Regions from separate parts of the Homo sapiens genome. Here region 2 is linked to region 1. A link is an interaction called in ENCODE POLR2A ChIA-PET data of the cell type or tissue named here. Cell type or tissue: GM12878. All regions are shown on one strand. Links, peaks and the distances in the headings refer to the core of each region. The heading gives the core; the rest is flanking DNA.

Evidence for each region. Peaks named below come from ENCODE experiments on the same cell type or tissue, not always from the same donor. Only the 100,000 strongest peaks of a DNase experiment are listed, where the experiment ranks them.
Region 2: POLR2A ChIA-PET joins it to region 1 with 8 read pairs; 7 of 35 experiments call an interaction of 5 or more read pairs at or near these places.

Annotation. Positions count from the first base shown.
Region 1 is chr14:69,062,268-69,070,267 of GRCh38, reverse strand. It overlaps DCAF5 (DDB1 and CUL4 associated factor 5), which reads left to right. Exons shown (of 9, transcript NM_003861.3): 8 at 7,757-7,884. Among named protein-coding and RNA genes, the nearest start is that of ACTN1-DT, 87 kb to the right of the region's middle. RefSeq lists enhancers at 3,409-3,508, 3,599-3,648. In GM12878, for the core only: no CTCF peak of the experiment used is centred there; a DNase peak (open chromatin) is centred at 3,347; H3K27ac peaks cover 754 bases.
Region 2 is chr14:69,001,427-69,018,059 of GRCh38, reverse strand. No RefSeq gene overlaps it. Among named protein-coding and RNA genes, the nearest start is that of ACTN1-DT, 30 kb to the right of the region's middle. RefSeq lists enhancers at 2,864-3,826, 11,992-13,191. In GM12878, for the core only: no CTCF peak of the experiment used is centred there; no DNase peak of the experiment used is centred there; H3K27me3 peaks cover 177 bases.

The DNA.
Region 1 (8,000 bases), core at 1-8,000:
CTCTTGAAAATATTTATATTGCCTTTCCCTTCTCTTTCCCTGAATTCTTGTTAGAAAGGGCTTTAGGGTTTTCACAGGTTGAGTTGCTTTTCCAGAGCTACCTCTTACTCTAAGACCTTCTTATTTATGGAAAGAAGCATAATGTGATAGAGTTGTTAGGAATGGCTTTAAATTCCTGATCCATTTATCTTCCAACTGGGGGCTTTGGAAAAATTTCCTAATCTTACCAAACTCCTGTGAAATAAGGATAATACCACCACCAACAACAATAATACTTTCTTAGGATTATTGTGAGAGTACTTAGTAGCTACTCAACGACTGTTATTCCTCACTAAGAAAGCCTTCTCGGCTGGGCACAGTGGCACATGCCTGTAATCCCAGCACTTTGGGAGGCTGAGGTGGGAGGATCGCTTGATGCCTCAGGAGTTTGAGACCATCCTGAGCAACATAGTGGGAACCTGTCTTCACAAACTTTTTTTTTAAAACTAACTGCTGCTAGGCACAATGGCTCGTACCTGTAATCCTGGCACTTTGGGAGGCTGAGGCGGGAAGATCAGTTGAACCCATGAGTTTGAGACCAGCCTGAGCAACACAGCAAGACTGTGTCTCTAATAATAATAATAAAAAGAAAGAAGAAAAGAACGAAAGAAAGAAAGAGAACAGAAAGAAAACTGGGCATGGTGGCATATGCCTGTAGTCCCAGTTGCTCAGGAGGCTGAGCAGGACTATTGCTTGAGCCCAGGAATTTGAGGCTGCACACTTCAGCAACAGAATGAGACTCCGTGTCTACAAAAGAAGAAAAAGAAGGCCTTCTCCCTTTTTAAACTCACCTTTTAATAACTCCTTAGAGATCAAGACATTGTCCTTCCTTGCTACCCACCTGGAATGGCTGATTGAGTTGTTCTTGCATGAAGGCTGCCCTTGACTCATCAGTAGTTCAGGAGGGTTCTCTTATGTGACAAATTTTTCCCTGAATGGAAGGGAAAAACATGTATTTTTACTGCCGAGTCACTGTAACCACCCCCACTGGCAGTAGGCTGATGAAGTAGGCTGGAAACAGCTGTAAATGCATTTTTTTGGGCCTGCATATGTTTGTGTGCTCTGTCTTCTTTTTCTAGACATGTATTCACTCTCAGTGACTTAGGCCTAGGTATCTGCTTTTTCCTCCCATGTAACTGGAAAAAACAGCTGTTTTTAATTGGTTGCAAGTAGTTGGTTATAAACACATGTGAGGCACATATGATGAAAGAAGAACTCAGCATAACTGACTTTTTTGTGCAACTAAGCATTGATGCCTGTGGAGCTCTTTGAGCTGTACTGACAGCATTGGCTGTCCCCATCTGGCTTTTCTCATTTCTTAAGTAGTTATGTGGTCTCCAGGAGGCAGTCACTGCTCTGTCCGTATTGTCAGTATCCTTGATGGTCCTCTTTATGGTTTGACACTGGAAGACCCTGCAACTGTTCACTTGGGCCTTTTTGAAATGCTAAGAGGCTTGGATACCTTTTTTAGATGTACCAGGAAAAGAAATAGTCTATGCCTTGCAGTAAACTTTTTTTTTTTTTTTTTTTGAGATGGAGTTTCATTCTTATTGTCCAGGCTGGAGTGCAATGGCATGATCTCGGCTCACCGCAACTTCTGTCTCCTAGGTTCAAGCTATTTTCCTGCCTCAGCCTCCTGAGTAGCTGGGATTACGGGCATGTGCCAGCATGCCCAGCTAATTTTGTATTTTTAGTAGAGACAGGGTTTCTCCATGTTGGTCAGGCTGGTCTCGAACTCCCGACCTCAGGTGATCCTCCTGCCTCGGCCTCCCAAAGTGCTGGGATTACAGGCATGAGCCACCACATCTGGCCCTTGCAGTAAACTCTTAATTCTACCAGTGGGGTCAAGAATGAAATAGATTGTCTTAAATCTACTTACCAAACCTCATTTTAGCAGATAACTTTAACTTCAAGCTTTATTCCAGAGAGGATGATGAGGGCTTTAACTTCAATTTGTTCACTTATTGAGTATCCTTAGATAAGACATCATGTAAAGCTCTATGGGCCACTGAAAAATGAACATTTTTTGCCTTCAGAGAGCTTCCAATATAACAGAGATGAAAAAAGGATGTGCATGGGCACACACACAGACATATGCACTCGATGTAAAAGTGGCTTCTGAGGCCCATAAAAAAGATAATGAAGGAGGTCTTGAAGAGATTTGGGAAGATTGGTAAAGTTTTCCTGCAGTTAGCATTTCAAAGGACCCTGAAGGATAGATAGGATTTCAGCCCCTTTATTTCTCTGCTCCTGCTTAACTACATTATAGTAAAAATGCTGTAAAAGAATATCTGGGCCAGGTGCAGTGGCTCAGGACTGTAATCCCAGCACTTTGGGAGGCCAAGGTGGGCAGATCACGAGGTCAAGAGATTGAGACCATGCTGGCTAACATGGCGAAACCCCATCTCTACTAAAAATACAAAAATTAGCTGGGCTTGGTGGTGCGTGCCAGTAGTCCCAGCTACTCGGGAGGCTGAGGCAGGAGAATCGCTTGAACTGGGGAGGTGAAGGTTGCAGTGAGCCGAGATCACGCCACTGCACTCCAGCCTGGTGAGACTCCATCTTAAAAAAAAAAGAATATCTGGGCTGGATTAGGTGGCTCACACCTGTAATCCCAGCACTTCCGGGGGCCAAGGCAGGAGGATTGTTTGAGCCCAAGAGTTTGAGACCAGCCTGGGCAACATGGCAAAACCCCATCTCTACAAAAAGTACAAAAAATTAGCCAGGTGTGGTGCCATGTCCCTATAGTCTCAGCTACTAGGGAGGCTGAGGTAGGAGGATTGCTTGAGCCTGGGAGCGGGGGGTTGCAGTGAGCTAAAATCATGCCACTGCATTCCAACCTGGGGAACAGAGTGAGACCCTGTCTCAAAAAAAAAAAAAAAAAAAAAAAAGATACGAAATCGGCTGCAGGAAGATGGAAAAAAAGAAACATTTATTGGGTGATGGAGCCCATATGTGAAGATTTTTTTTTCCTGCATGCTTGTGTTCCACCATCTAATACACTCACATCTTTTCATTTCATCATATATTTATTAAAAACCTTACTATGTGCTAGGCACAGTTCTAGAGACTTGGGATACAGTGGAGACAGAAGCCCTGCTGTCATGGAGCTTATGTTCTAGCAGGGGAAACAATGAACAATAAACATAGTAAATTATGTAGTATGTTTAAAAGGTTAGAAGTGCTATAGAAAAAGTAGAACAGAGGAAGACGGGAAGTGGTATTGAGGACAGTGTCCCAGCATGATTGATAAATTGCTATTAGACCAAGACATCAAGAAATCTTGACCACATTGCTTTCAGCTTTTGAGTCAAAAACGTACTCATTCTTGGAGGACTTCATGAAGCAAATGAACTTGACACTAAACAAAAGCAACTGAAATTGGCTAGAAATGGGAATAGTATTCTGGCTCTTCAAAGGCCTGAGGCAATAAACCCCTGGCTGAATGTTATGAAAGTGGGCCATAAGTAGAGAAGGGAGGGAAATTAGGACATACACATTTCCCTTAGTCTTCTCTAGGGAGACATTTGACCTTGGCATTTAGAAAGATCTTTATCTGAATTTTGAGCAAGGTGTTTTCCCCTGGGATCCTGGGGTCCCCTACGGTAGTAAGTGGATTACTGATACTGAAATTCTGTGAGATACCTTGTTCTCATTTTCTTTTCTGAGATCTTGCAATAGATATGGTTATAGTCTTCCCTACCCCCCTACCATCTCTTCTAAATCAAAGAAAGATTAATATATGGGGACTTTGGCCTCAACTTAGGAACTAAACTTAAAAAGGAGTGTCAGCTGGCCAGGTGCAGTGGCTCATGCCTGTAATCCCAGCACTTTGGGAGGCCAAGGCGGGCAGATTATGAGGTCAGGAGTTGGAGACCAGCCTAACCAACATGGTGAAACCCCATCTCTACTAAAAATACAAAAAAATTAGCTGGGCGTGGTGGTGTGCGCCTGTAATCCCAGCTAGTCGGAAGGCTGAGGCAGGAGAATTGCTTGAACCCAGGAGGAGGAGGTTGCAGGGAGCTGAGATCATGCCACTACACTCTAGCCTGGGCAACAGAGCAAGACTCCATCTCAAAAAAAAAAAAAAACAGTGTCAGCACATTTGGCTAAGCCAACCAAAGCAGATGGCCCAGAGAAATGACTGTTGGTTTATACAGAATTTTATAAACAAATGGCAGCTCAGGAATGAGATCCTTTTTCCTGGGTATGTGGTATTTTATTTATGGGTACCCATTATTAGCGATTCAGTCAGGACTTAGTTCAGCAACCAGGGGGTGAAGTTGATCCTTACCTGGGCCCTTACCCACAGTCTTAAGAGATGACCCTGAAGGGAGATTATGTGGGTTATATAGTTCTTGGATAAAAATATGCCCTTCCTGTCTCCTTCCAATTTGATACTACTATTGACCAGCATGGTCTGATTAGATGACAGAGGAAAGGAGACCCTAGATTCTTTCTGATATTGGCATTTTGACTTTAGCTATTTCAAATTAAAGGAGAAGCTATCTGGCTTATACAAATTTCTAGGACTAATCTCAAAAAATGATTGTACGTAAACTGTTCAGTAGCAGCTATATTCAATAATATCAAACCTGGGAACCAGGAAAGAAACTATGAAAAACCTCTCTGAAGCCATTTATTGCTATGATTGTACACAGTCTTGGTTACCTTAAACAAATGGCCACTATAATTCTGCCTGTACCTATTTTCACCATCAGTCTCTGGGTTTATTGATTCCCTCTTCTTTTTCAGATTTCCTAGGTACCAGCATGGGTGGAAAGAAGGGCAAAAAAGACCTTGTGTTAAAATTGCTACCAAGAAGAAAAATCAGGGCTGGGTGTGGTGGCTCACGCCTGTAATCCCAGCACTTTGGGAGGCCGAGGCGGGTGGATCATGAGGTCAGGAGTTCAAGGCCAGCCTGGCTAAGATGGTGAAACCCCGTCTCTACTGAAAATACAAAAATTAGCTGGGCATGGTGGTGGATGCCTGTAATCCCAGCTACTCAGGAGGCTGAGGCAGAGAATTGCTTGAACCTGGGAGGTGGAGGTTGCAGTGAGCCGAGATCGAGCCACTGCACTCCAGCCTGGGCAACAGAGCAAGACTCCGTCTCAAAAAAAAAAAAAAAAAAAGAGGTCATATTGCATGAAAGTGCAAGAGAAACAGTTTTTCCATGGTCTGAATTTTCAGGCATTGATAGCCTTCAATTAGTCTTTAGATCTGATAGTTACTTTAATTGTGTTCCAAGTCAGAAAGATTGGTTTGGTTGATGCACTTTAGTTCTATGATAGCTGATTCTTTATATGAGACCTTCCAGCTGTCTTCTTTTGACATACTTATTCTAAAATTGCTTTCTTTTCAAACACTATGCATTCAGCAAGTATTTATGCACCTGGTGGACTTTGGACATTGCACCCCAGGTTCTAGGTATGCAAGAGTAGGTAAGACAGATCCAGTTCTATTCTCATCATGTACTCAGTGTCAGTGGTGTGATGAAATGGCTTATGGTAATGCTGTAGAGCTTGTGCTCAGGATACCATTGAATACAGTGCCCCTCCTTTTAATTTAGAACTTCAGAAGAAAACCACCTATCTAATAACTGCCTGAAAGATTTAGAAATCTAAATCTTTTGAATGTAAGCTTCTAACTCCATTCCTATTCAAACTCTTCCATCTTCCAAAGGCAGCTGATATGGTGGAAAGCATATTAGGCATTGTAGCCAGACTCTGGTTCAAATCTTGGCTCTGCCATTTTCTAGCTTTATGACTTGGGATAAGTCACTTAAATCCCCCCACATCCCCCCTCTTTTTGAGGCAGTAGGATTAAACAAGAGACTGTTACTAGATTTAAATCAAAGTTTCTTTGCTTAACCACCCCAGTGGGAGTAGAGGTAGAAGTAGGATGTTAAAAAAGTAAAATTCAGAGGACACCCATGAGCAGAAATGCTACTTGTCATAATGAACCTTATCTAGAAGAAATAGACCCAAAGGAACTTTTTGGGGATGGTAGGATCTCTCTGTCAAGACAACTATTTTTGGGTTCTTTAGATTCCTATTTATCCCTCTTCCCTAATTCTCTCTAGTTTATTTTCATTTTGACTGGCCCAGCTTCCCTTTCATACCACCTTAGGAAGCCAGTGCTAGGGGTTCCCACCATGGCAGTCTACATCAGTGCCTAACTTTTCCTTGTCCTCTTTCTCCATGAAAAATCCACTAATCCTGTGTCCTAGTCCCTCTCTTTTTTTATGGTTTATTAGCAAACTTGATGTTGGGCTGAGATATGAATACGATAAATATATTTTCCATTCTGGACAATTCAAATATTATTGTCAAATATGGAGAAAAATTTTGTCACCCATCAAATAGATTGAGCACCTAAAGCTGGCTGAGTGAGTAGATGGGTGCAGTCTGGAACCTTTTGCTGTCATAAAAAAGATATGTACGTGGCAATAAGGAGGTATCTCTTCCATGAGACAAAAGAAGAGTTGTGTTAGGGGGCCAAAAGCAGAAGATACCCCTAGAGCCATATTATTTCTGGGGAAGGGACATTGTTGTAGTCATTTTCCCTCCAAACACAGACATTGAGAAATATTTGGAATGAGTGTTTGAACAAGGTGGAGTTGGGAGTGGAAGGAGGCACTTGGAGCAGAGACTGTCTAATGATACTTTGTGGCCTAGTGGCGCCATGCTCCTGGTAGGGACTAAGAGGGGATCCCTTGAGTAGATAAATGAACACTCATTTGTTTGTGTCTGGATGCAACACATTTTGCCAGTTAGCCAAATGCACATGTTTCTCTGTGTGTCCTGAGTTGTCTGATTGCTCAGAAGGAACTTGATCAGAATTTATGTGCATGTGTTCTGGATGGATGTGATACCATTACCAGTGCAGTGGAAACTTTGAATTTATCCCAAGTTCATAAATGATAACATGTTTATCTATGTTACAAGTTCCAGGCCTCTGGCACTTTTCTCATTCACTGAAGAAGGAAGCCTATAGGATGATCCTTAAAATACAGCTTTCTATCGATGTCCTCTTGACTTTAATCTATACATGGTATCTTTAAGGCCCACTCTCTAATTCTGATTTTCAATACTTGGACCCTGCTTATTATGAAAGTGATCCAAATTTTTCTTTCTTTCTATATCCTTAGTTCTCCCTGCTATCGGGGGGAAAAGTATTCTCTCTATTATTTCCCCCAGTGGTTTTGGTTTTTATGGGGTTTTTTGTTTTGTTTTGTTTGCTGTCTTCATCATAGAAACTGAGGGCAAATGGATTAGAGATGTTTTTTGTACATTTAAGTCATTATATGCTTCTGGTTCTGCGTGTCCTTGGTCCAGCTGCCTAACTATTCCCAAGCAGTTCAGTCTCATTTTGCTCATGGTTGGCCTTTTCTAAGGTAACACTTGGATTCTATCTTGGGGATCAAAAATTTGAGAAATGTTTTAAGTGGCTTTGGTTTCATTGACAATGGAATTGCAGTGGGTGAGTGTGGGCAATGCTTAAAGGCTAAATAAAGGCTCTTCATAAGAGCACATATGCTGAGAGCTGTTTCATCTTCTCTCTTTCCATAGCAACTTATCTGTAAGATTAAGCATTCTGCTGGTGGTATAATCCAAAAATCTTTGCTCCCATTCAGAGCTGTTTATCTGCCATTACTGGAACCTATTTACTTTCATTCATTTCATCATCTGATTTTTGTTTCCTTCTGTTTTCCCAGGTGGCATTGGTAGGGTGGTCAACGGAGCCTTCATGGTGCTGAAAGGGCATCGATCTATTGTTAACCAAGTCCGATTTAATCCCCACACCTACATGATCTGCTCTTCTGGTGTAGAAAAGATTATCAAGGTGAGGCACCTTCCCCTTCTGTCCTTTTAGAGAAATTCTCACAATTTATAATTAGAAGAAACTAGAACAATTTATGTAGGACCTCATATTTAAACATACTAAAGGTCTATCAGAAT
Region 2 (16,633 bases), core at 3,452-11,451, 56 kb after region 1:
AAATGAATATATGAACTAGTCAAGGCAAATGTGCCAAATTCCATTTTACGGATAAAAAATGCTGTATGTCTGAGACTGCCTGACTTTTCAGTTGTAAGGTCAATGCTGTGGGCGGTGGGTGGGGTGGGGTGGAGAGGCAGGGGAGGGTTAGGGGGATGGGGTGGAGAGGCAGGGGAGGGTTAGCGGGGGTGGGGTGGAGAGGCAGGGGAGGGTTGGGGGTGGGGTGGAGAGGCAGGGGAGGGTTGTGGGGGTGGGGTGGAGAGGCAGGGGAGGTTTGCGGGGGTGGGGTAGAGAGGCAGGGGAGGGTTAGGGGTTGGGGTGGAGAGGCAGGGGAGGGTTGGGGGGGTGGGGTGGAGAGGCAGGGGAGGATTAGGCCCAAAGTGGGCATTATTGATTCTTGCATTCTATGAACATGCTGTATCATCCTTCCATTTACTTAGGTCTTTAATTTCTCTCGGCAATGTGTATACAGGTCTTGCTCGTCTTTCATTTAAATCATTTCTAGGCACTTCATGTGATTTTCAATAGATTGAAAGAATCAATATTATAAATATATCAATGTTCCTTAAATTCAATGCAATCCCTAATCAAAATCCCATCAAAACAAGCTAATTCTATTTATTTATTTATTATATTTATTTATTTATTTATTATTATTATTATTTTTATTTGAGACGGAGTTTCGCTCTTGTTGCCCAGGCTGCAGAGCAATGGCGTGATCTCAGCTCACAGAAACCTCCGCCTCCCAGGTTCAAGCGATTCTCCTGCCTCAGCGTCCCGAGTAGCTGGGATTACAGGCATGAGCCACCACGTCCAGCTAATTTTGTATTTTTAGTAGAGACGGGATTTCTCCATGTTGGTCAGGCTGGTCTCAAACGCCCAACCTCAGGTGATCTGCCCGTCTCGGCCTCCCGAAGTGCTGGGATTACAGGTGTGAGCCACCGTGCCTGGCCAAAACAAGCTAATTCTAAAATGCATAAAGGAATGCAAAGGGGCCGGGTATGGTGGCTCACGTTTGTAATCCCAATGCTTTGTGAGGCCAAAGTGAGTGGATCACTTAAGCCCAGGAGTTCAAGCCCAGCCTGGGCAACATGGCAAAACCCTGTCTCTATACAAAAATACAGAAAAAAAAAAAAAAAAAAAAAAAAAGCCAAGCATGATGGCATGTGCCTGTGGTCTGAGCTACTTACTTAGCTACTTGGTAGGCTGAGAAGGGAAGATAGTTTGAGGCTGGGAGGTTGAGGCTGCAGTGAGCCGTGATCGCACTCCATTCCACTCCAGCCTGGGCAACAGAGTTAGACCCTGTCTCAAAAACAAAAAAAACAAAAAAACAAAAAAAAGGATCTAGGGTAGCCAAAATAATCTTGGAAAAGAAGAAAAAATGTCAGGACTTACACTACCTGATTTGAAGACAATAAAACTATGATAATGAAGACAGTGTGGTACTGGGAAAGGATAAACAATGACATCAATGGGACAGGAGAGTTCAAAAACAGCACACAAAATACAATCCACTGATTTTGATGAGGATATCAAGGCAATTCAATGGGTAAAGGGCCGTTACATCAATACATTGTGCTGGAACAAGTAGTTATTCATATAGAAGAAATGAATCTTGACTTTCATCTCATACCATACACAACAATTAATTCAATTTTTTTATACACCTACACATGAAAGCTAAAACTCTAAAGCCTCTAAAAGAAAACATTAGAGACTATCTTCACAAACTTGGAGTAAGCAAAGACTGTTAAGGTAGGGACAGAAAGCTAAATAAGCACAAAAGAAAATTTCCCTCTGCTCCCAGAATCTCCCTCTGGGCTGGCAGCCCCTCCTGCACCTCCGGGTGCTAATACTTGTCCCTGATGCTCCATGCAGAGCCCCCAGCCCTGCACTCCCATCACCATGGGCTTCTGAAAGCTGAGGGTCATTGGGTAGCATTTTCACAACTTTTGCCACGATTTATTCAACATTTCCCTTTAAAGCATCTCCTTTTTTTATATATATTTATTATTTATTATTTTTTTTTTGAGATGGAGTCTCGCTGTGTCACCCAGGCTGGAGTGCAGTGGCACAATCTTGGCTCACTGCAACCTCCACCTCCCAGGTTCAAGTGATTCTCCTGCCTCAGCCTCCCAAGCATCTGGGACTACAGGCGCACGCAACCACGCCCAGCTAATTTTTGTATTTTTAGTAGAGAGGGGGTTTCACCATGCTGACCAGGATGGTCTCGATCTCTTGACCTCATGATCCACCTGCCTCAGCCTCCCAAAGTGCTGGGATTACAGGCATGAGCCACTGTGCCCAGCCTATTTATTTATTTTTGAGACAGAGTTTCACTTTTGTTGCCCAGGCTGGAGTGCAATGGTATGATCTCGGCTCACTGTAACCTCTGCCTCCTGGGTTCAAGCAGTTCTCCTGCCTCAGCCTCCCAAGTAGCTGAGATTACAGGCACACGCCACCACACCCAGCTAGTTTTTGTATTTTTAGTAGAGATGGGGTTTCACCATGTTGGTCAGGCTGGTCTCGAACTCCTGACCTCAGGTGATCCACCTGCCTCGGCCTCCCAAAGTGTAAAGCGTATCCTTTTCACTTACGTCTTGTCCTATCTATTTTAGCCCTGTCCTAAATAATCACTGCTGTGAAATTCCTAGTTTGATAGGTTTGTCATTTTTCTCCACTGCGTATTAGAATAAATTGTAACCGTAAATGTTTAAAATGTGTGAACAACCTAAAATGCTTTCATGTACTGCACTTAGGGTTTTTCCATGTTCTTGTGTAGGAATGTGTGTGAGCATGTCTGTGTGGGGGTGAGTGTGGGTATGGGGGTGAGTGTGGGTGTGGAGGTGTGAGTGGTGAGCATGTATGTGAGTGTCTGGGAATGTGCAAGTGTGTGTGCCTGAGTGTGTGGTGTGTGAGTGTAGTGTGGGATGGGGCTGGAGGAAGTCTAGGCTGACTACACAATGATGAGTCCTCGTCTGGGTGACCCACAATTCCCGGCAATGAGCCACATTCACCAGGAACCAGGCAGGGCAGAGGAAAGGCGTGTGGGGCAGAGGCCCCCACCCCCTTTTCTGCTCATTGCCCACAGGCCCTCAGAGGAGAGAAGGCTCTGTCAGTGGCCCAGGGAGTACCTGGTTACGGCCCGGCAGCCTGGTAACCATCACCAGGGACTAGGAGTACTTCTGGGAGCAGCAGGCGGGGGCAGATCCTTCACTGCTATATTTACAGGTCTGGATTTAGCACAGGACCTTGAGGCGAGGGACTGAGATCCAAAGTGTTCAATATGTTCTTCCCCCGGCAACCTTGTGCAAGGGGTATTTTTATAGGAGCTCAGAGAAGCCAGGAAAGTTCCTCAAGGCCCCACAGCTACGACATTCGGAGTGAGAGGAGGACCCAGGCCTTCTAATTCTAAGGTCAAAGCCTTTTCCAACATAGCAAGGAAGTACGGCACCTCCCAAAAGCACTGTGCCACCTGCTGCCCAGGTGTGAGAACCCAGGAAGGCGTGCCAAGTGCCACCCAATTTCATTGGTTCTTCTTGTACAGGTCTGCCTCAGTGGTCTCAGCTGAGTGGTTCTTGCGCCCATCTCCATGACCAACTGCTCAGCCAGAAACGGCTGGCCTCCCAGGCACAGGAGACCCATGAGCAGGGGTGATATTCCACAGAGCACCTGGCCTGCAAGGGCACTGACTGAACAGAACTAACTTCAGCTTGAGGAATGGGGGCAGGGTCCTGGAGGCGGGGCGGAGGGTGGTTCCTGAGGAGGCATCACAGCAGCCAGTGCACTGGGGACACTTGTGGGGCCTCAGGACGGTGGCTACTGACCAACCAGGAAGGAAGCACTTGCATATGTAAACAATCCATATTGCATACCCACACACTGTGGCTGCATGCCAGCCTTGCTCAAGAGGGCTCCTGTGTATTCACTCTTCTCAGAGGCAGAAGATGAGGAAGCTCCTTTCTCTGTCCCTCCCTCTTTTGCATTATGTGAACTGGGCCCCTTAGTGCCAGGCACAATACTGAAGATAAGAAGATAATAAAATCCAGAGCCCTGCCTGCCCCCAAGGAGCTCGGGCCTGTTTTCCCAGGAGATGTCCTCTCGATAATCTGGCCCCAGTGCTAGGCTGTCGAGGGGCCAGGTTGGTTAGTGCTGGTCAAGGGGCACACAGAGAACCCAGACCTAGTCCTGCATGCAGGCCCCCCACAGTCTTGTTTTGGGCCTCATAGTGGAAAATATACATAGGAACTAATAAGGCTAAAGAGGCTTCACATTAAAGAGAGCGGGATACATCCTGCAGCATGCAGGACCATCGCCAGCTCCGACCAGAGTGTTATTTGGGAGCCCGAGACTCCTGCATAAGGACCTGCCTTCATCTCACTTAGCCATTCCAAATGTTACTGAACACGAAATCACTCTAGGGGGGGTCATGGTTAGAGGTTTATTTTAATATATAATGGAGGCCGAGCATGGTGGCTCATGCCTGTAACCCCAGCAGTTTGGGAGGGTGAGGCAGGTGGATGACTTGAGGTCAGGAGTTCAAGACCAGCCTGGCCAACATGATGGAACCCCGTCTCTATTAAAAATACAAAAATTAGCTGGGCATGGTGGCAGGTGCCTGTGATTCCAGCTACTTGGGAGGCTGAGGCAGGAGAATCGCTTGAACCCAGGAGGTGGAGGATACGGTGAGCTAAGATCATGCCACTGCACTCCAGCCTGGGCAACAGAGTGAGTGAGACTCCATCTCAAAAAAAAAATACATATATATGTGTGTGTGTGTGTGTGTGTGTGTGTGTGTGTGTGTGTGTGTGTATGTATGTATGCATGTAATGGAGACAAACCTGTCAACTAGGAGCTTCACACCACTCTCATAGCAGCTGCTGCCCCCCACACTTGCTTATTCCATCTTTGGGTCTTTCTGCTCAGAACTCAGAGTCCCAGGGGAGGAAGCTGGAATGACAGCCCCAGCAAGACTGTGCACAAGGAGAGAAGGATTCCCCCTAAAAATCAAAGCTGGGCCCTGCTTTCAAAGGAAGGGCAGAATATAAGCTGGACCAACAAATAACAGCAAATATTCCACTGGTTTAGGAGGGAGGTGGGTGGTGCTGGGACAGGGCATGGACTTGGGGCCAAGGAGACATGGGTTAGAACCCGAGCCCTGGCACGGCTGGCACTGTGGACATACCCCACTTAAAACCCCACCAGGCTTCCACTTGCTCCTGGGGAAAAGCCTCCAATTCTTTCAAGGCTCTGCATGCTCTACCTCCAGACTCATTGCCTGGACATGAGCCATTACTTCTCTCTACAGAGCTTTCCCCCTTCCCTTCCTCTGTGTATACTTAACACCTCCTCAGCCTTCAGGCCTCACTCACAGCCTCATCAGCCTGGTTGCCTAAATATATATATGAAGAGAGAGAGATTGAGATTTTGATTTTAAGGAATTGGCTCATGTGATTGTGGGGGCTGGCAAGTCCCAAATCTATTGGGCAGGTCGGCAGACTGGAAATTCAGCTAAGAGTGAAGTTGCAATCTTGAGCTCAAAATCCACAGGGCAGCAGGCTGGAAACCCAGGCAAGGGTTTGATGTTGCAATCTTGAGGCAGAATTTCTTCTGAAACCTCAGCCTGTGTTCTTAAGCCCTTCAACTGATTGAATGAGGCCCACCCACATCATGGAGGGTAATCTGCTTTACTGAAAGCCTACTGACTGTAAAAGTTAACCACATATAGCCCAGGCACGATGGCTCACACCTGTAATCCCAGCACTTTGGGAGGCTGAGGCAGGCAGATCACTTGAGGTCACGAGTTCAAGACCAGCCTGGCCAACATGGTAAAACTCTGTCTCTACTGAAAATACAAAAATTAGCTGGGCATGGTGGCACATGCCTGTAGTCCCAGCTACTCGGGAGGCTGAGGCAGGAGGATCACCTGAACCTGGGAGGCGGAGGTTATAGTGAGAAGAGATTCTACCACTGCACTCCAGCCTGGGTGACAGAGCTAGACTCCTCAAAAAAAAAAAAAAAAATTTAACCGCATATAAAGAATACCTTCATAGCACCATCTAGGCTAGTATTTGACCGAACCACTAGGCTAGTATTTGACCAAACCACTAGGTACCACAGTCTAGCCAAGGTGACAGGTAGAACTAACCATCACACCTTCCCTGGCTTCTGGGGAAGATGGGCACCTCATCTGCTCCCCCGTCCTTACTTACATGCTATTCTGGGGGCTGTGTTCCCTTCTTCATAGAACTATGGCACTTTGTACTATTTATCTGTTTATCTTTGTTGTTCTCCCGATTTTCCACTGAGCTTCCATTAAAATAATTAAGTAGAAGGTCATTAGACTGAGGTGGTTTTAAAGTCCTAGGTTCTTATGTAAGTAAACTGAATCCTAATTCAAAATTAAAGAGAAAATTGGCCCAGTGCAGTGGCTCACACCTACACCTTGGGAGGCTGAGGTGGGTGGATCACTTGAGCTCAGGAGTTTGAGACCAGCCTGGGCAACATGGTAGAACCCCACCTCTACCAAAAATACAAAAATTAGCTGGGCATGGTGGTGCATGCCTGTGGTTCCAGCCATTTGGGGGGCTGAGGCAGGAGGGTCGCTGGAGTCCAGGAAGTCAAGGCTACAGTAAGCCACGATCTCACCACTGCACTCCAGCCTGGGTAACAGAGTGAGACCCTTACTCAAAAAATAAAATAATGAAAATGTTTAAAAAGATAAAAAAAATTAAAAATAAAATAAAACCGTCCAGGTGTGGTGGCTCACACCTATAATTCCAGCACTTTGGGAGTCTGAGGCAGGCAGATGGTTGAGCCCAGGAGTTCAAGATCAGCCTGGGTAACATGGCAAAACCCTGGCTCTACAAAAAATAAAAAAAATTACCCAGGCATGGTGGTGTGCACCTGTAGTCCCAGCTACTCAGAAGGCTGAGGTGGGAGGATCACTTGAGCCCAAGAGGCGAAGGTTGCAGTGAGCTGTGATCGTGCCACTGCACTCTAGCCTGGGTAACAGAGTGAGATCCTGTCTCAAAAACCAAACAAAACAAAACAAAAAAAAAGAAAAGAACAAGAAAATGAAACTTAAGTTCAGCCAATCACAGGTGGCCAACTGGGTGTATATTATATCATCTCGAAATTCCCATAGGATAGTCTGAATAAGGCAATTGCTCAAACATTAACCAGTCAAATAATTTTTTTGCTCTCTTCTGCATTCACCCTATAAAAGCCTTCCCCTTGTACCCCATTGGCAGAGCCCCAAGCCTGCTTTGAAGTCTCTGTTTTAGGGCTGGGTGCAGTGACTCATGCCTGTAATCCCAGCACTTTGGGAGGCTGAGGCAGGCAGATCACCTGAGGTCAGGAGTTTGAAACCAGCTTGGTTAACATGCTGAAACCCTGTCTCTACCAAAAATACAAAAATTGGCCAGGTGTGGTGGCTGGCGCCTGCAATCCCAGCTACTTGGGAGGCTGAGGCATGAGAATCACTTGAACTTGGGAGGTGGAGGTTGCAGTGAGCTGAGATTGTTCCACTGCACTGCAGCCTGGGCAACAGAGGGAGACTTCATCTCAAACAAACAAACAAACAAAAAAAGTCTATTTTAAAATCACCCTATAAAACCCTCTGTTTTAGAGATGCCCAATTCATGAGTTGCTATTTGCTCAAATAAACTCTTTAACATTTTAATGTGCTTCAGTTTACCTTTTAACATTCCTAAGGTGTGAATTTGTGTTATGTATTCTTAAGTCTTCAGATGCTTATTTAAACTGAAGATTTAGGTGTTTCTTTAGTTTTGATCAATTCTCAGCCATTTTCTCTTTAAATATTGCTCCTTCCTCATTTCTTCTTTGATCTCATTTTTCCCTCTATGTCTCTTAGCCACAATTGCTTCCATACTGTTCTTGCTGTGCTGCTGAGAGGGTGATTTTTTTCAGAGGCATCACCCAGTTTGCTAAGCGTGTCTTTAGCTCCATCTTGTTCTGCTGTTTAATCCATTAATTTTAATAAATAATCCTTTTTTTTTTTTTTTTTTGAGACGGAGTCTTGCTCTTGTCGCCTGGGCTGGAGTACAATGGGGCAATCTTGGCTCACCGCAACCTCCGCCTCCCGGGTTCAAGCAATTCTCCTGCCTCAGCCTCCAGAGTAGCTGGGATTACCATGCCTGGCTAATTTTTTTGTATTTTTTTAGTAGAGAGGGGTTTCACCATGTTGGCCAGGCTGGTTTCAAATTCCTGACCTCAAGTGATCTGCCCACCTTGGCCTCCCAAAGTGCTGGGTAAAATTACAGTCATGAGCTACTGCACCCAGCCCTAAATAATTTTTAAAGCTGTATTTTTCATTTCTAGAACTTTGTTTGATTTGTTTCCCAACATTTTTTAATATTATCTTGTTTCTTATTATTATTTCTTTTCTATTTAAAAATTCTCTAGAATTATTTAACCTATTTATTTTATAACTTCAGGTTTCTCTACTACTCCTGCTTCTTAGGGGATGAATTCTGATTGGTTTGGTTTGGTTTGGCTTTGGTTTTGTATTTACTGATTATCTCTTATGGTGGTTTGTTTCCCTGTGTGATTTGTAATTTTCAATTGGGAAACTCATTTCCAGTGGAAGGTTGTTTTTGCTGTGGAATGCCTGTGAGGCTGGGTTGTGAAAATGTACAGAGTACCTTGGGTTTTGCTTCTGTCAGGGCCCTAGGTTCTGGACTAACTTTTTTTTTTTTTTTTTTTTTTTTTTTTTTGAGACAGAGTCTCCGGTCATCCAGGCCAGAGTGCAGTGGCATGGTCTTGGCTCACTGCAACCTCCACCTCCTGGGTGAGGTTGATTCTCCTTGCCTCAGCCTCCCGAGTAACTGGGATTACAGGGGCACACCACTACCTTTGGCTAATTTTTGTACTTTTAGTAGAAAAGGGGTTTCACCATGTTGGCCAGACTGATCTCGAACTTCTGGCCTTAAATGATCCGCCTGCCTCAGCTACCCGAAGTGCTGGGATTACAGGCGTAAGCCACCGCACCCGGCCTCTGGACTAACTTTTAGATTAACTTTTTGGCATAGGAATCCTGGGACCAGTGGCATGCCAAAGCAGGGGATGAGGCGGGAGCAGTCCATCTCTCTCCTCCAAGTGAGGGAGGCCTGGCCTTTCCATCTTTCACGTGAACTTTTCTCCCACCCAAGACTTCTACAGTGAGAAAACTGTTGCTCCTTCTGCAGGCCCAGTTGGTAGTTTTTCCAGCCTTTCTTTTCTGTGACTGGGATACTCCTCAAGGCTCCAAGCTGTATTCAGCTGGATCAGTTCCAACTCTCCTGCCTCAAACAGCCTGGGGCTGCCTCCTGTTTTTGAAGGGGCTTTAGAACTCTGGGCTCTAGGCCTTAGGGCCTATATCTAGTCAAAACCTCACAAACCGGAGGCTTAGCTCTCACTCCATTTTCTGGCTTTGAGTTCTTGGAACTATTTCTGGAATCTGGGGTTTTCCTTTCTCTTGAGCTCAGCTTTGTATGTTCAAGTGTTTTTCTTGTATTTTATACAGCATTTTTATAGTAATGAGAGAGGGGCTGTCTGAAACAGTGCAATCTGGCATGTTGCCAAAAACCTTCTGCTGCATTGACCTGTGATTATTCAAGGAATATAGTCCTCTCCACTAGACCATAAACCCCATGAGGCAGGGGCTTTGTTGACTTTGCTGAATTCCCAGCTTCTAAAAAGGACCAAGCACATGGCAAGGGATATATATATATATATATATATATATATATATATATATATATATAGACAGTGTCTCACTATGTTGCCCAAGCTGGTCTCGAACTGCTGGGCTCAACTGATCCTCTTGCCTTGGCCTCCAAAGTGCTGGGATTACAGATGTGAGCCGCTGCACCTGGCCCCTCAATAAATATTTTTGAATAATGAACAAAGATACTCCCTCTAGGGGCATTAATACCTAAATCTTAGGGATGTTGGGAGAATTTAACAAGAGAATATGTAATATGCTTGCTATATGGTGGCAACTCAGGAAAGGTAGCCATCACCATAATTTGTCTGTTAAGGCAAAAGCTTGAATGATAGTTTCCCTGCAATTCAGCTCCCACCCTCACCTCAGACAGTAGTCCTGGCCCAGGATGGCAGGCAGGTTCTGTGGGTGTGGCCTCTTGCCACTTCCCAAAGTACCAGGTCAGCCCTTCCACCAGAACAGCCACAGCACTGTGGTTTTATTTTTATTTTTTTGAGATGAAGTCTTGCTCCGATACCCAGGCTGGAGTGCAGTGGCTCAATCTTGGCTCACTGCAACCTCTGCCTCCTAGGTTCAAGTGATTCTCCTGCCTTAGCCTCTAGAGTAGCTGGGATTACAGGCACCTGTAACCACATCTGGCTAATTTTTGTATTTTTAGTAGAGACAGGGTTTCACTATGTTGGCCAGGCTGGTCTCGAACTCCTGACTTCAGGTGATCCGCCCGCTTTGGCCGCCTCCCAAAGTGCTGGAATTATAGGTGTGAGGCACCGCGCCTGGCCTGGAAACAGAATTTGAACACTGATTTGTGTGTGTGTGTGTGTGTGTGTGTGTGTGTTGTAATATCTCCTTGGACATATTAGAAGGATAACCCATTAAGGACTATAATAATAATATATATTAAATGCCTATTGTGTCGGACACCCTCTTTAGTTTAATGCTATTCATTAACTGCTAGGTGGGTACCATCCCCCACTTTGTAAATGAGGAAATTGAGTCTGAGTGATCGTAAGTAACTTACCCAAGGTCCTGTAGCTGATAGGTCAAGGGCTAAACTCCTCTAACTCCCAAGCCCAGTCTCCTGCTGCCAAAGGATTTTCTTTCCTGTGAATGAGAAATTCTCTTGGAGCCCTGGTTCCCAACTTTGACTGCTTGCTGGACTCTCCTGGGAAGCTTTACAAAATCCTGATGCTTGAGTCCTACCCCCAGAGATTTTTATTTAATGGGAAATCAGGATTTTCTGAAGTTCCCTAGGTGATTTTAACAGGCATCCAAGGCTGAGCGCCACTGGCTTAGTGGGTTCCAAATCCCACATCCACCAAGGTCCTTGACTGTAAATGTCACCTGGCCTGACCATCCCCACGACTGGAAAGAAGACCAGAAAAGTCCAGGACAGGAGCCCACCTCAAAGTCCAAGGTCCGTAACTGGTGCCTGTAACTGCTTGCCCAGAGCCAAACTGGGAAATAGGCACCAATAATAGTAACAACATAATGGTGACAATAATGATAGCCAGGGTTCAAACAGTATTTCAATAATGTACTTATTGTGACGTAGCAGGCGCCTTGCGTACTTTACCTCATTTGTTTCTCACAGCAATGCTATGAGTGAGGTGCAATGAATCTCTCCATTTACAGATGAGAACACTGAGGCACAGGCAGGTGAAGTGGCCAGCCCAGGGCCACTCAGCGAGGCTGGGCAGGTTGTGTTCTGGACCACTGGCTTTTCTATGCTGCCTCTCCAACCCCGGGCTGCCTCTAACTTTGCAGTCCCTGGGTCCCCTCAGAACTCTCCCGCTACTCACAGCCCTAGCACTTGATTTGCTGAGGGCCTGCCCCGAACTGGGGAGGTGGGGGTGAGCAATAAATGTGGATAAGGGGCCTGGCCTGGCCCCTCCACTGGATCTCACAGTCTGGCAGGGGTGATAAGGCCAGAGTAGGTGGAATGAGACACAGAGGATGGGTGGAGGGCGGAGGTGGTGGGATTCACCCTCAGCCACCAATTGATGGAGAGATCCTAACCCTTGGTCAGCAGGCTTCTAAGACACCCCTGCCACCGTATCCCTTGAGGCCAATGCCTGAGGCTGGATCCCTGAGCCCTCTTTCTGCCCCCGCACAGTTCCTGGAGGAGGACCATGTCATGGTTAGGACACACGTGGGTTCAAGACCAGACACCTCAACTCTGCAGACCTGGTTTCCTCACCTATGACATCCCTCCTCGCAGGTTTGCTGGAAAGATTGAACCAGCTGGACACAGCCAGTGCCTGGAGTCGGCCTAGCATAGTGTGGGTACAGCCCTTCTCTCATCCTCACCCTGCACTCCTCCCAGCGCCCAGCCTGGCTGCCCAGCCACTTCCCAGCACCAGCTTTCCATGTGGGAATGGAAACTCTGAGAGGGACCACGTCTCTTTGTATTTCCCCAGACTGAATTGTTCACAGCTGGCAGCATGGCTGAATGACTCACCCCTCCCGGAAGGATGCCTGTGTCAACCCAGCAGCTTCATTCAGGTCAATGCTTATTCCCTGAGCACCCGGTAAGTCCGTGGCTCTCATCCCTGGCAGCACACCAGAATCAGGGGGTTTGGAAGTGGGTGAAGCCACAAGGCAAGGAAGAGGCAGTGGAATCAGGATCTCTGGGGTGAGGCCCAGGCATCTGCATTTCTTACACAGTCTCTTTCATAAGGTCAGCAGAGGGTCTTCGGTGTAAGACCAGGGTGTTTGCTTAATATACAGAGTTCAGGCACACGCCCACACCAAGTGAATCAGACTCTGGGGATGGGTTGTACAACCTGTTTGAACCCCTTTCCCTGCAGGATTTCTTTCTTTTTTCACAGAAAGGTTTAGAAACTTCCCTACTTAGAAGAAACCAGTGTGAGGAATAAATGAGCCCAGCTGCCGAAGGACGTACCCTTGGGATGAGAGGATGGCCAGGAGCTGGAGGAGGCAAGGGCTGAGGGCCGGGAGGATGAAGATGAATCTCAGCTGAGGGAGAGACCAATCTGGGCTAGGGAAGGTGAGGCTGGGAGGTCTCTTGGAAGAGGCAGCTACATTCCTCTCATTCCTTAAAGGTGAATTTCTGAGGGTAGAATTTCAAGGGGGCGAATGGAAAGGACAGGAGCAGTATCTATCTATATCTATCAATCTATTATCTATCGGTCTATCATCTTCCCCCAATCCCCTCCCAGTGTTAACCAGCTCACCCTGTGGCAGCAGGAGCCTCTAGAGCTGGGTGTGTTGGAGGTTGGTGTGTTAGACTGCTCGGGTTTCCACAACAAGATACCAGAGACTGGATGACTTGAACACCAGAAATCGATTTCTCATAGTTCTGGAGGCTGGAAGTTTAGGATGCCAGCAAGGCAGCTTTCACTCTGAGACCTCTCCTCTTGGCTCGTAGTGGCTGTCGTCTTGCTGTATGCTCACATGAGCTCTTCTGTGAGGGAGAGGGTGGTGAGGGAGGAGAAGATGGGGAGAGGGCAGGGAGAGCTGGGGGAAGAGGGAGGAGGGAAAGGAAGGGGAGGGAGGGAGACAGAGACAGAGCATGCTCACTCTCTCTTGTGCCTCTTACTAATCCTATTGGCTCAGAGCCCCATCCTTATAACTTCATTTAGCCGTAATTGCCTCCTTGAAGGACCTGTCTCCAAATACAGCCACATGGAGCGTTAAGGCTTCGAGGTAGGAACTATGGAAGACATAATTCAGTCTGTGGCAGTGGCTTCTCTGATGTCTCAGCTTGCTCAAAGGACCATGCTGGAACTCACAGCATCCTCCAGGGAGACTGGACCAAAGTGGGAAAGGGTGTGGGTGACTGTTGAGTCCCCCTCGTGCTCGCAGTTCATAGACTGACCTGGGGGCTGGGGGTGGAAGAAGCCTTGCCTGTGCCTAGGCCTCTGGAGACCCAGGTATAGGAATGAAGGAGATCGGGATCCAAATAGCACACAGGGCTGGCCTGGGGATCTCTGAGAGCCAGACACAAGGACAGCAGCCATGGCCCAGGGGAATAGGAGCTTCCCTGGAAGCAGCTCCGAGGGGCACTGCAGCCCCTTAGGCAGATCAGCCTGAGCCCAGGTGCCTTCCTCACAGCATGTGTCCGGAGTGTCACAAGCAACATGTATCTGTTTACTCGTTCATTCATTTATTCATTCAACACTTGCTATGTAGCAGGCACTGTGCTGGGCTCTGCAGCTCAGCTGTGCATGAAGCAGACAAGGCCCTGCTCTCATGGAGCTTACATATGAAACAGGCAGCAGGCAGGACAAGAAACAATCCAATATCTGATGTAATCAAGTTGGGCCATGAGTGTGAGGAAGAAGCATGCAGCAAGTTTCGGAGAGGGAGTGACTAGTGTGGAAGGTTCCGCGCAGTCCCCTGAGAAGACAGCAATGAGTAGAGAGAAGCCTGAATGGTGTAAGATGGGGAAACCTGCGGATCTGCGGGGAAGGGTGTTTCAGGCAGAAAGAACAGCAAGTACAGAGGTTCTGAGGCCAGAAGGACCTTGACACACACGAGGTGTGGCAAGGAGGCCAAAGGGGTTGAGTGGAGGGACAACAGAGTGCCGTGGTGAACAGAGTGAGGGGCAGGCAGGGCCGAGTCACTGGGACGAGTGGGGTCCACCTGTTTCTCTCCGTCTGATGGGAGGCCATGGAGGTTTTGGGCAAAGGAGTGGCATGACTTAGGTTTAGGAGGGTGGCTGGATGCTATGTGGAGAACAGATGATGGGAGGTCAGGTGGGGGAGCTGAGAGACCCAACAGGAAGCCACTGCAGGTCAGGGAGAGGAGGTGACACCTAGGGGTTAGAAACCTACCTTTCATTCACTTCCAGATGGAACTGACCACTGGGGAGAGGCGGGGTCCCCTGGAGAAACAGATGGGAGAGCAGGAGGAGTGAGGAATGAGCCTTGGCCTCCGACTTGTGGAGGTCAGGAAGAGGAGGTTGAACCAGCTCAGGAGACTGAAAAGGAGCCAGCGAGTGGGACCAGGCAAACGGTGTCCTGATGACAGTTCGTGCAGAGGCAAAAAAGAGGGGACGCTGACCTCTGCCAAAAGCTGCAGACTTGCCCAAAAGACGAGGACCACCCCAGACCATCCAGATGGGCAAGTTGAAGTTCATGGCAGCTTTGACCGCAGCAGCTGCAAAGCGGGGATGGGGACTTAGGCCTGATGAGAGTGCAGGAGAGAATGGGATGGAAGGAGATGGAGATGCAAGACAGGCAAATTAGTTGGAGGATTTTGCTAGAAAGTATCAAAGAAACGGAACCGTCAAGCTGGTTGGCCATGAAGGAGGAGGGAGGAGAAGACAGGGTGTGGCCCCGATGGCCTCAGGAGGAGGTTTTAGAGCTGCAGATCAGGTGGTCAGGGACTGTGTCAGTCACTAGGTGGGCTTGACCTCCCTGAGGGTGGAAGGAAAGAGGTTGATCAGGGGAAGGTGTTCTAGGAGATAGAGAGCTCTGCCTGTGTTTTTTCCCCCTAGCCTGAGACATCGCCATCTTTGTGTTTTGGAAGCTGTTTTTAATTTTATTTATTTATTTTTTTGAGACAAAGTCTCGCTCTTGTTGCCCAGGCTGGAATGCAATAACTCAGTCTCGGCTCACTGCAACCTCCGCCTCCTGGGTTCAAATGATTCTCCTGTCCCAGCCTCCCAAGTATCTGGGATTACAGGTGTGTGCCACCATACCCTGCTAATTTTTGTATTTTTAGTAGAGACGGGGGTTTCACTATGTTGGCCAGTCTGGTCTCGAACTCCTGACCTCAGGCGATCCACCCACCTCAGCCTCCCAAAGTGCTGGGATTACAGGCATGAGCCACTGTGCCTGGCCGGGAAGCTGTTTTTTAGAATCATGGAAAATAGCAACTAAAGAAAAAGATGCTAGCTGAAATGCTACTTCCTGATTACTAGCTAAGAGTGTAGCTGAGATAGAGGCTGGTGGTAGAAGGACCCAAAAGAAAGAATGAGCTCTAGGTAAAGCCGAAGGCTGAATCTGGCTGGGTAGGTCTGGTCAGAAAAGCTGGCCTGGCTGACGCAGCAAGCACAGGACAGGACGGACAGGATGTCAGCAGTCCACAGGCTCATGACCTGGGACTTTCCTTACCACTGGGTGGTGCATTGACTTAGGAACCTACTGGCTACAGTGGAGGACTGGTGATGCTGAAGGGCTCATGGACCTCTGGCAGGGAGGAGCCCTTCCTGCTGTCCCAGCATTCTCAGAAGGATACTCCTGCCCCACCTGGGAAATATGAGGGTGACTTTTGCATCCAGAAAAAGGATGTACCAGCTGGGTTGTGTCCATTTAGGGTAACAGTGACCCTGGCTACTCAAAGTGTGGTCCTTGGACTGGCAGCATTGCCATCAACTGGGATCTTGCTAAAAATACAGAAACTCAGGCCCCACCCTAGACCTACTGAAGCAGTGTGTATTTTACCAAAATTCCTAGGTGACTTCTATGCACATTAAAGTTTGAGAAGCACTGGCTTAAGCCACTGGTCCTCAGACTTGCTGCACTTTGGAATTACCTAGGGAATTTTAAAAGATGCTGATGCCTGGGTACCACCCTGCAGCTCCCCAACACTCCCAGAAATACTGATTTTACTACTATGGGGTATGGCCTGGGTACCAGGAATTTAAAGGCTTTTCACGGGATCATAATGTGCTGACTTAACCACTAACTTTGAGAACGACTACCTGAGGCCATAAAGATGTTTATCTGGGAGCTAGATTCCAGGGTAGCTCTAGGTGGACTCAGCAGCCCCAGGATATAGTGGAGGACTCACCACTGTCAGGATTTGTTTTGTTTCCTTAGGCTTGTTGCCTCATGATTAAAGATGGTTGCCATGCCTCCTAGAATACTGCACTTACAGGAGATTCAAAGGTTGGGAAGACAGCTCAGGTGGGAGGTGGTAGGAGAGCTTGTTTTGTGA